2 separate regions of the Mus musculus genome follow, and region 2 is linked to region 1. Evidence: chromatin loops called from intact Hi-C (ENCODE). Cell type or tissue: heart. All regions are shown on one strand. Each heading gives the region's core, and the rest is flanking DNA. Links, peaks and the distances in the headings are about the cores only.

The links. Peaks named below come from ENCODE experiments on the same cell type or tissue, not always from the same donor. Only the 100,000 strongest peaks of a DNase experiment are listed, where the experiment ranks them.
Region 2: it touches region 1 in a loop (6-fold over the local background); 26 of 42 quality-filtered maps call a loop at or near these places.

What each region holds. Positions count from the first base shown.
Region 1 is chr17:3,271,748-3,275,829 of GRCm38, reverse strand. It overlaps Gm34035 (a long non-coding RNA gene), which reads left to right. Exons shown (of 5, transcript XR_001782146.2): 2 at 1-141; 3 at 2,475-2,602. Among named protein-coding and RNA genes, the nearest start is that of Gm34035, 9.5 kb to the left of the region's middle. In heart, for the core only: a CTCF peak has its summit at 1,890 (motif pointing left); a DNase peak (open chromatin) is centred at 1,919; H3K4me3 peaks cover 419 bases; H3K27ac peaks cover 951 bases.
Region 2 is chr17:3,444,814-3,448,895 of GRCm38, reverse strand. Tiam2 (T cell lymphoma invasion and metastasis 2) reads right to left here. Exons shown (of 27, transcript NM_001122998.1): 10 at 360-518. Among named protein-coding and RNA genes, the nearest start is that of Gm52295, 39 kb to the right of the region's middle. In heart, for the core only: a CTCF peak has its summit at 2,093 (motif pointing right); no DNase peak of the experiment used is centred there.

The DNA.
Region 1 (4,082 bases), core at 527-3,026:
CCAAACTAAAAACCCAGGTGATGTGGCACTCCCAATATCGGTGAAGCAGGGGTAAGAGGATCCAGGAAGCTTCGTGGCCAGTCAGTATTACTGACTCATCGAGCTCCAGGTTCATCGTGAGACACGGTCTCAAAGAATAAGGTAGGTAGAGAAAGATAAGCAATATTTATCTCTGGCTTCTGCAAACACAAACATAAATACAGACAGAAAGGTAGAGGCATGGGAGAGAGAGAGAGAGAGAGAGAGAGAGAGAGAGAGAGAGAGAGAGAGAGAGAGAGAGGAAAAGGAGGAGAAGGGGAGGGGGAGGGGAGAGAGATTCGTCCAAGGGGTCAGGTCTCCATAGACACTAAATCTTAAATGATACAGAAACAAAAGATGCTTTAGCCCGAACAGCTCCTCTTGCTGTAGATACAAGATTTAAGTTCATCATTTTCTCAAGTATGGAAAAATGCTAAACACTGCCATTGAAAACTTTGCTTCCCAGGAGAGAAGGGGAGGGGTCTCCCTGGGGGGGGGGTAAGTTTGTCCTTTGTCCTTTCATAATCCTATTAACTGGTCCCTGAAGGAATGTGGGTGGCTGGGAGATAAGAAGCCTTTGAAGTAAAAGCCCTTTACTAGCCCTTGGCGGTAAAACTCCAGTCTTAGCAAGCAAGGCCTCATAAGCATAGTGAAACCCTGGGCGTCAGGGCCCTGAGGACCCTGCTCCTTTGACAGCTTGCTGTGCTAGGGAGCAGGGAGCAGACCTTGCAAGTTGCTCCATGGAAAGAGAGAGATAAGGGGGCTCACCGTCCTCGAGTGGAAGCAATTTACTCCACCAGGCTACAGGGTTGACCTCAAGGGTTTAAGTGAACCCTTCAGCCGCTTCCTTGCCCCGACAAAGACCCCCGGCTCCCTCACACAGCAATTACAATCAATCTCAAGATGTCCTTCCAGCAACAAAGGATGCCGAGACGACTGCTCTTCATTAGCCAGGAAAATTAAATCAAGACCTATTGTGTGCAGAGTGCTCATTGGCTAGCGGCAATCTAGATGAGGGAATGAGCTTGTTTGTCTAGCATTTCCAACCGAGTACTGATGAAGAGATGCAAAAATTTACTGGTGAATTCACAATCACGGTTGGGTAGGGGTGGCAGACCACTTTAGTGAGTTTCTAAGGGGGGCTAAGAGTGTTCCCTTCCCAGCCCGTAAGGGTAGTGTGGGCATGGTGGGGCATGTCTCTAATCTCAGCACTTTTGAGGCAGAGGCAGGAAAATCATACCTTTGAGGACAGCCTGAGAGACCCTGTTTCAAATTCTTCCTGCCATCTCAACAGCCCCGCTGCAGTAAGCCCACATGGGAAATGGGTCAGAGGGACTTCCCTTAAATGATCTTTATAATAATCCTAAATTCCTGAGGCCTCAAGACCTATGTTCCTGTGAGCTTAGGTCTCTGGGTAAGCAGTTCTGTTGCTGTTATACCTGCTGCGAGTGCCTCTCTCTCTCTCTCTCTCTCTCTCTCTCTCTCTCTGGCTTTTGTGTCTGTCTGTCTGTTTGCTTTCCTGTCTGTTTATATGTGCTTTCGGAAGTCCGATCCCCTAGAACTGTAATTATAGGCAGTTGTAAGCAGTCTGACATGGGAACCGAACCGCTGCTTCCTGCAGCATACTAAAATAAATAAATAAATAAATAAATAAATAAATAAATAAATAAATAAATAAAAAGTATTCTAAAACTTGAAAACAAACGAGCGCCTCGGCTTTCTGCACTCTCATTTTGTCTCAGCGTGATCGTTCTATGGATTTCCTCCGGCCTCACATAGGACTGCAATCCTTATTTTAAAAATACTGCCTTCCCAGACCCAGATTCAGGCATAGCTAGCCGAGAGTAGATTAAAGGCTTGTGCGGAGCGCCCTCTTGAGGCAGTCTTTAGAGATGTCGAAACTCTCGTTGACTAGCCCATGGCGGTAAAACTCCAGTCTTAGCAAGCAAGGCCTCATAAGCATAGTGAAACCCTGGGTGTCAGGGCCCTGAGGACCCTGCTCCTTTGACAGCTTGCTAATGAAACTCAATTCAAAGATAAAAGTGTTGGGATGGCTGCACTGTCCCCTCGCTAGAACGGAATTCCTTATCTCTGAAGTCAAGGTAATCGGTGGCAGGAAGATACAAAAGCGCAAAGGCGGACTGAATGAATTTATGTGTACAAAATAACAAACAGAAAAAGGCGGCTGACAAGGGTAAGTGGTTACAGGGCTTGAGTCTGTCTGCCAGTTCTAGATAGTGTTCCTTATCTAGGAGACTCGAGGGGCAAGATTTCTCCACCGTGAGTTGCGGGCTGTGAGTGTGTCACAATGCTTAGGGGCTGTGTTTGTGTATTTGTTTGTTTGTTTGTTTGTTTGAGACAGGATAATAGTTAGCCCAGGCTGGCCTTGAATTCACCTCCTAGCTGAGTCTGGGTTGTTAAAACACTAACCTGACTGTCTCGCGCTTCCCCTCTAGGCTGAGTGTGAAGATCCGCCTTGCCACTTAGCAGTGTGTGAACTTGCTAAGCACCCCTGCCACCCTCCCAGATCATATGCACAGCGCTGATAGGAAAATGCACTTCAGAGGGTTGTGAAGAGAACCAGGTAAGGAAATGTACATATAGACCTCTGTATAGGGAGCTAAAAACCATCATCTGCATTTATGGGCTTTGTTAGTGAGAAACAAGATGGGATCCTTTTTGTAAAATTATCATAATGGTTCCTTTTATCCCTGATCATTGAACCCTTTCAACTTAGACCAAAAAAACAAAAACAAAAACCAAGGTTGCCATCATTGTGGAGTAGGAACAGACTGAGTGTCGCACAGGTGGAAGGTGATTCCTGGCCAGCAATGGGGGCTCAGGCCAGGATTCATTCAAACCTTAGCTCAGTTAATGATGTCAGCACGTTATGTTTGAGGTTCTGTGCTCCCTCTGTGAGCCTTGTGTCCTGTTCTTCTGGAGATGCTGGGGATGAGATGTCTGGATTGAGAGTTGGTCCCAGACCCCCTCTATCTACCAGCCTGGCTTGCGAGCAGACGTAATATAATGATCACTCTCTCTCTCCTGTGATCCTGGCCGCCAATCAACCGATCACTGATCCGAAACGCTGGCTCTCCTGGCTGATAGGTTCACTTGCTGACCTGTTTGCCTCGAGTCTATCCCTGTTCACAATTCAACCCAGGCAGAGAAGCTGCCTGTAAAGTGTGATGTGTGAACTGTCTTGGAGAAACAAAATGGAGAAAAGAAGTAGGGGGAGTGGGCCTGAAAGCTTCCGAAGGGAACAGAGAGGAAGGCAAAGCGAGATGGGGTTACAGGTGAGAGTCATCTGAAAGGTGAAGTGGGCTCTACTGAAGCAGCCGTGTAAGAGCAGAAGGGCTTGAGGGTTAAGACAAACCTGTTTCTACACAGTGTGTGTGCATGTACGTATGTGAAGTTGTCACACAGTTTGATGGCACAGCACACAGAGGATTTCTTTCCCTCTGCTGTGCTCAAGTGCACCAGGATAGAGATGCAGGACACTCCACTCTAAGAGCATCAGGGCAGCATCAAGGTCATCCTCTGATATTCAAGGAGTGTCTGACAGGCTAGGCCTCCTCTGGATGATGACAGATATTGGGGGGGAGATATGCAGAAGCTTCCAGAAAGAAACACACGTGATCTGAGTGGGAAACTCAGATTTGTTACACATACAGAGCAGGCTAGTGACCTCCCTACGAGGAATGTGTCCGCCCAGTCCTGCAGCTGACTCTAATCCTACAGATCCACTACCTCTGCAGGCAGAGGGTTGAGCAACTGAGGCAGCGTGCCCAGGGAGACTTTTGAGAGCTGAAAGTCTGCAGGCATTTTATCATCCGTCTTTTGAGACCTAGCAAGGCCTGGGAAGGTCCCCAAGGTATAAGCAGAAGCCACATACCCCATTTCCCCAAAGCCTCTCCAGCCAGTCACACCCCCTCACTTCTTCCCAATTTCTAGATAGGGAACTCAAAGGGACTGTGATAACTGGGAAGCTTTGAAAGTGAACCCAGGCTTCCAGTTCTATCCTGGACCTTTGTTTTGCTGGTTATCGTGAGCAGAGCGAGCCA
Region 2 (4,082 bases), core at 553-3,052, 170 kb before region 1:
GCTATAGTTCCTCTTTAGACTGGGAATAAAGTCCATAAAGCAACTGTGAGTGGTAATGAATTATGGACTGAATAGCACACCAAGATACGCCATCTCTATGTAATGTGAACAGCAACAGGTGTCACAATGACTCTAGATGCAGATTCTAAGTCGATGTGGCTTCATGGAAGTGTGGGACCATGACCTGAGGACTCATTCCTCTGAAGGGTGGAGAATTAACATACTAGCTAGAAAATGTTAGTATGTTCCCCTGCGTAGAAAGTTGAGTCTTGAACACCCCCCACAAAACCAAATGCAGAGGAATACACCATTAACAAACCCTCTCTACTCGGAAGTATTTCTACAGCAAAATTCATCACCTTGCACACCAAAGCCAGAACATCTTCCACCCTGTGCTCTGGCTTGATGGTCACAGTAACTCCTTCGTTATCCTGGAAGTGGACATAAGTCTGGACTTCCCACATGCTGTCTCGCAGCGCGCTGTCTACTGCGGAGCCATACAGATGCAGGTCATGGGCCTGTGTGCAGTGAGAAAATAAAGGTTGGATAAGCAAAAGTAGAAACCAGAGGGGGGCGGCAAATGCTCCCTTAATACAAGCAGTTTGTACTATAAGTTTTGCACACATCCCACACTGGTCCTACACACTATTCAGGGGCAGATCTGCCAGTCCTTGGCTCTTCAGACTCTACACAGATGGAGCTCAAACCCAGGGATGGAGACGACTTCTACTCTGCAATGGGGTCAACTCAGATCAGCTCAATCTCACTGCTAGAGTCCTGATGGAGAAATGGGAAATGTACATTGAATCCTTAGTCCCTTTCCGGCTTCCAAAGGGTCTGTCTCATCCAGAGTAAGTGGATGTCTGTCTGTGCCCTAGATTAGCTCTAAACTGAATTCTCCATAAGTGTGACGATTCTCTCTCCTCCTAATTAAACTTTTTGAATGTAACTTCTAGTAAAGAGGACATCCTTTCTCCATCTTTCAGGTATGTCAGACATGGCCGCTCTGTCAGGAAATCATCCCCAAGAGTACCACCTTCAGGAGATTTTTCAAAACACTTCTGTAAACCTCACCACTGAAGCCAGTCACTTTGTGTCAATCTGCTCCTATACTAAGCATCTCAAACATTTCTTTGAGTTAGATCCTTCCGGGAACACTATGGTGACCCTAACTCCAAAGCTGCTACTTAACTAGACACTAGCAGCCCAGGGGAAAGTGTTTAATTTAGGTAGATGTGTTGGTGTATTCCCTTAATCCCAGCAGAGATACGGAGATCTCAGAGTTTGAAGCCAGAACTCATTTTGAGCCTCATCTACAAAGTAAGTTCCAGACCAGCCATCTACATAGTGAGATCCTGTCTCAAAACAAACAGACTTTTGTTTTCAACTTGCTTAGCCTCAGTTTACCACTTTGCAAAAGGAAGCATTGTTCTCATTACCGATATTTCTTAATTAACAAGACGAGCTTTTATGAGCAAAGGAGTCACCCACAATTAAGAGACGTCTTATAGGCTCGAAAGCATGGCAGCTGTGTAGATTTGTAGATTCAGTGCTCTCACAGTGCTACAAGCAACTCACTCCTCAAAGCAAGCACTCTGATGGGTCAACTCCCTGTCAACTCCATGCATTTCTTGATCTTTAAGCACAAAGTAAACTGTGCAAAGCCAAACTTGATGTGATAAAGCCATTCCGAAGAACAGGCCTGGGCAGAGAAGGGAAGGGTCCCTGTCTTTGGAAATGTGGTGCTCAGGTCTGAAGTCATCACTGGACCTGTCGTGGACCTGTCAAGATCAGAATATTTTCCCAAAAAGATGTGCACAGCCAGAACCGACCTCCCCTCACTGAGGAAGAGAGGAAGAGACAGGGGCAGATGCCCTGAGCCTAGGACACCAGGCTGGGATACTCTCTCCTAAGTGGGCCTGTCACATGAGTAAGGGCTTTCTCTGGCTCGCTTCTCCTGGGCACTTGGATCACTTTGGCAGTGGTTCGATCCAGGCACCAAGTAAAAGCGGGCACTGGCCTAATTAAGCTGCTTAAGGCTCCCCTCTTAATGCATATTGAAAACAAAAACAAATGGAAAGCCCAGCAGAGGTCACTATAGAGTAAGGAACATCAAAAGGAAGGCCACAGAAAGGAACTTAAACCACATCACTGCAACTTCCTACTGTCCTTCAAGAGAGCAAGTTGGGCAGGGACTCAGGAAATTCAAATCCATGCTGCACCATGGCTTCCTGCCTGTTCTTATCCCTGACTGTCCATCAGAGGGAGATTCTCCACATAAAATAAACTCCCACCCGGCTACAAATTTACTCAGAGCCTATTCAGGTACACACCCCCATTACCCTCTACTTTCCAGGTGAGAAAAATGGGGGGTGCAGAAATTCTAAAGAACTTTAAGTGTGCACAACTAATCCTTATGGTATGGAAGGGCTCTGACCCCCGAAGTCTGGATATGAGTCAGGTCTCCCCACTTTGACACCACATGAAAATGGCAGTCTGCCAATTAACTTCCCTCCGCAGTGAACATGACTTAACGGTCCAGATTCATTTCCTGATTCTACTACACAAACCATGCCCTAGTTGGACAAACCATCTCAAGAGGATTTCCCATAAAAAGCAAGGCACTCCCCTGCCTCTACATATCTGTTCATTGCAAAGCAATTGCTCTCCTCTGTCACTCTGTGCCCCCGCCTTAGTGTTGGAATCACTAGTTAGGGGAACCCACCTGTGAAGGTTTGTATATTTTTGGACCAGGGAGTGGCACCATCTGGAGGTGTTGCCTGGTTGGAGTAGGTGTGTCACTGTGGGTGTGGGCATAAGATCCTCACCCTAGTTGCCTGGAAGTCCACTAGCAGCCTTTGGATGAAGACACAGAACTCAACTCTGCCTGCACCATGCCTGCTTGGATGCTGCCATGCTCCCACCTTGATGATAATGGACTGAACCTCTGAGCCTGTAAGCCAGCCCCAAGTAAATGTTGTGTTTTTATAAGACTTGCCTTGGTCATGGTGTCTGTTCACAGCAGTAAAACCCTAACTGAGACACCACCAAACTCAGTACTTGACAGAATCCAGCAGAATCCAGCTCACACAAGGGTTAGCTTTGGGTCCACCCACTTTAAGTGGCGAGAGACATGACGATAAGGTCTTTGTTTCTTCATCAGTCTCCTCTGACCCTTAAGAAGGTATCTCACACCCACAATACACCTGGGTACTGAGGAGCCGGATGCTACTAAGAGTCACACTCAGCAAAGGTAAAAGATCAAGGCATCTGGCTCGAATTTGCTTTTCTGGAGTCAGTTTCTTCCTAGGCCCAACTTTCAGAAAGACTAAATGGCAGATTGCTCAAGGAAGGCAAGGCTTAGACAAAAGAGATGTGTGAAAGTAGACAGAGAGGTGGAAGAAAGGATGATAGAACGATCCTGCTATGCTCAACTGAGTCTGACTGTGAACCTGCGCCTGCACGGACCAGTCTTCCTTTCCTCCGTCTCCACTGTTCACAGAAGATGCCTATCAAAGCCAAGGCCACCAGTGACTTAAAGCCTCTTCAGAGACCTCCCATGATGACAAATCAGATGTGCTTTTTGCTGTACCGTGCAAGCATGCACACACATTTATTCACTATAGAAAAGGAGAGACCCGGCTATTCAATGAAGTCAATGAATGTGGAATGGATTAATTAGAACCAGGGGGGAAAAGTCTACTTGATGAATACAGATCTCCCAAGTTATTTTAAGCTTTGCCCTTTTGGAGAGAAAGCTACTTTGATTTCTTCATTCAGCATCTAAGCTGAAGCCATGCGCACCTCAATTTTGAGAGTTAGACAAAACCTTCTTCTGTGTCCTTTTCATAAAAGAGAAAAATCCCCAGACTAAATACACACACACGCAACACACACACATATACACATTCAACACACTCACACACTCTCTCACACACACACTCACACTCAACACACACACATATACACATTCAACACACTCACACGCTCACACACACACACTCACACTCAACACACACATATACACATTCAACACACTCACACGCTCACACACACACACATCAACACACACATATACACAT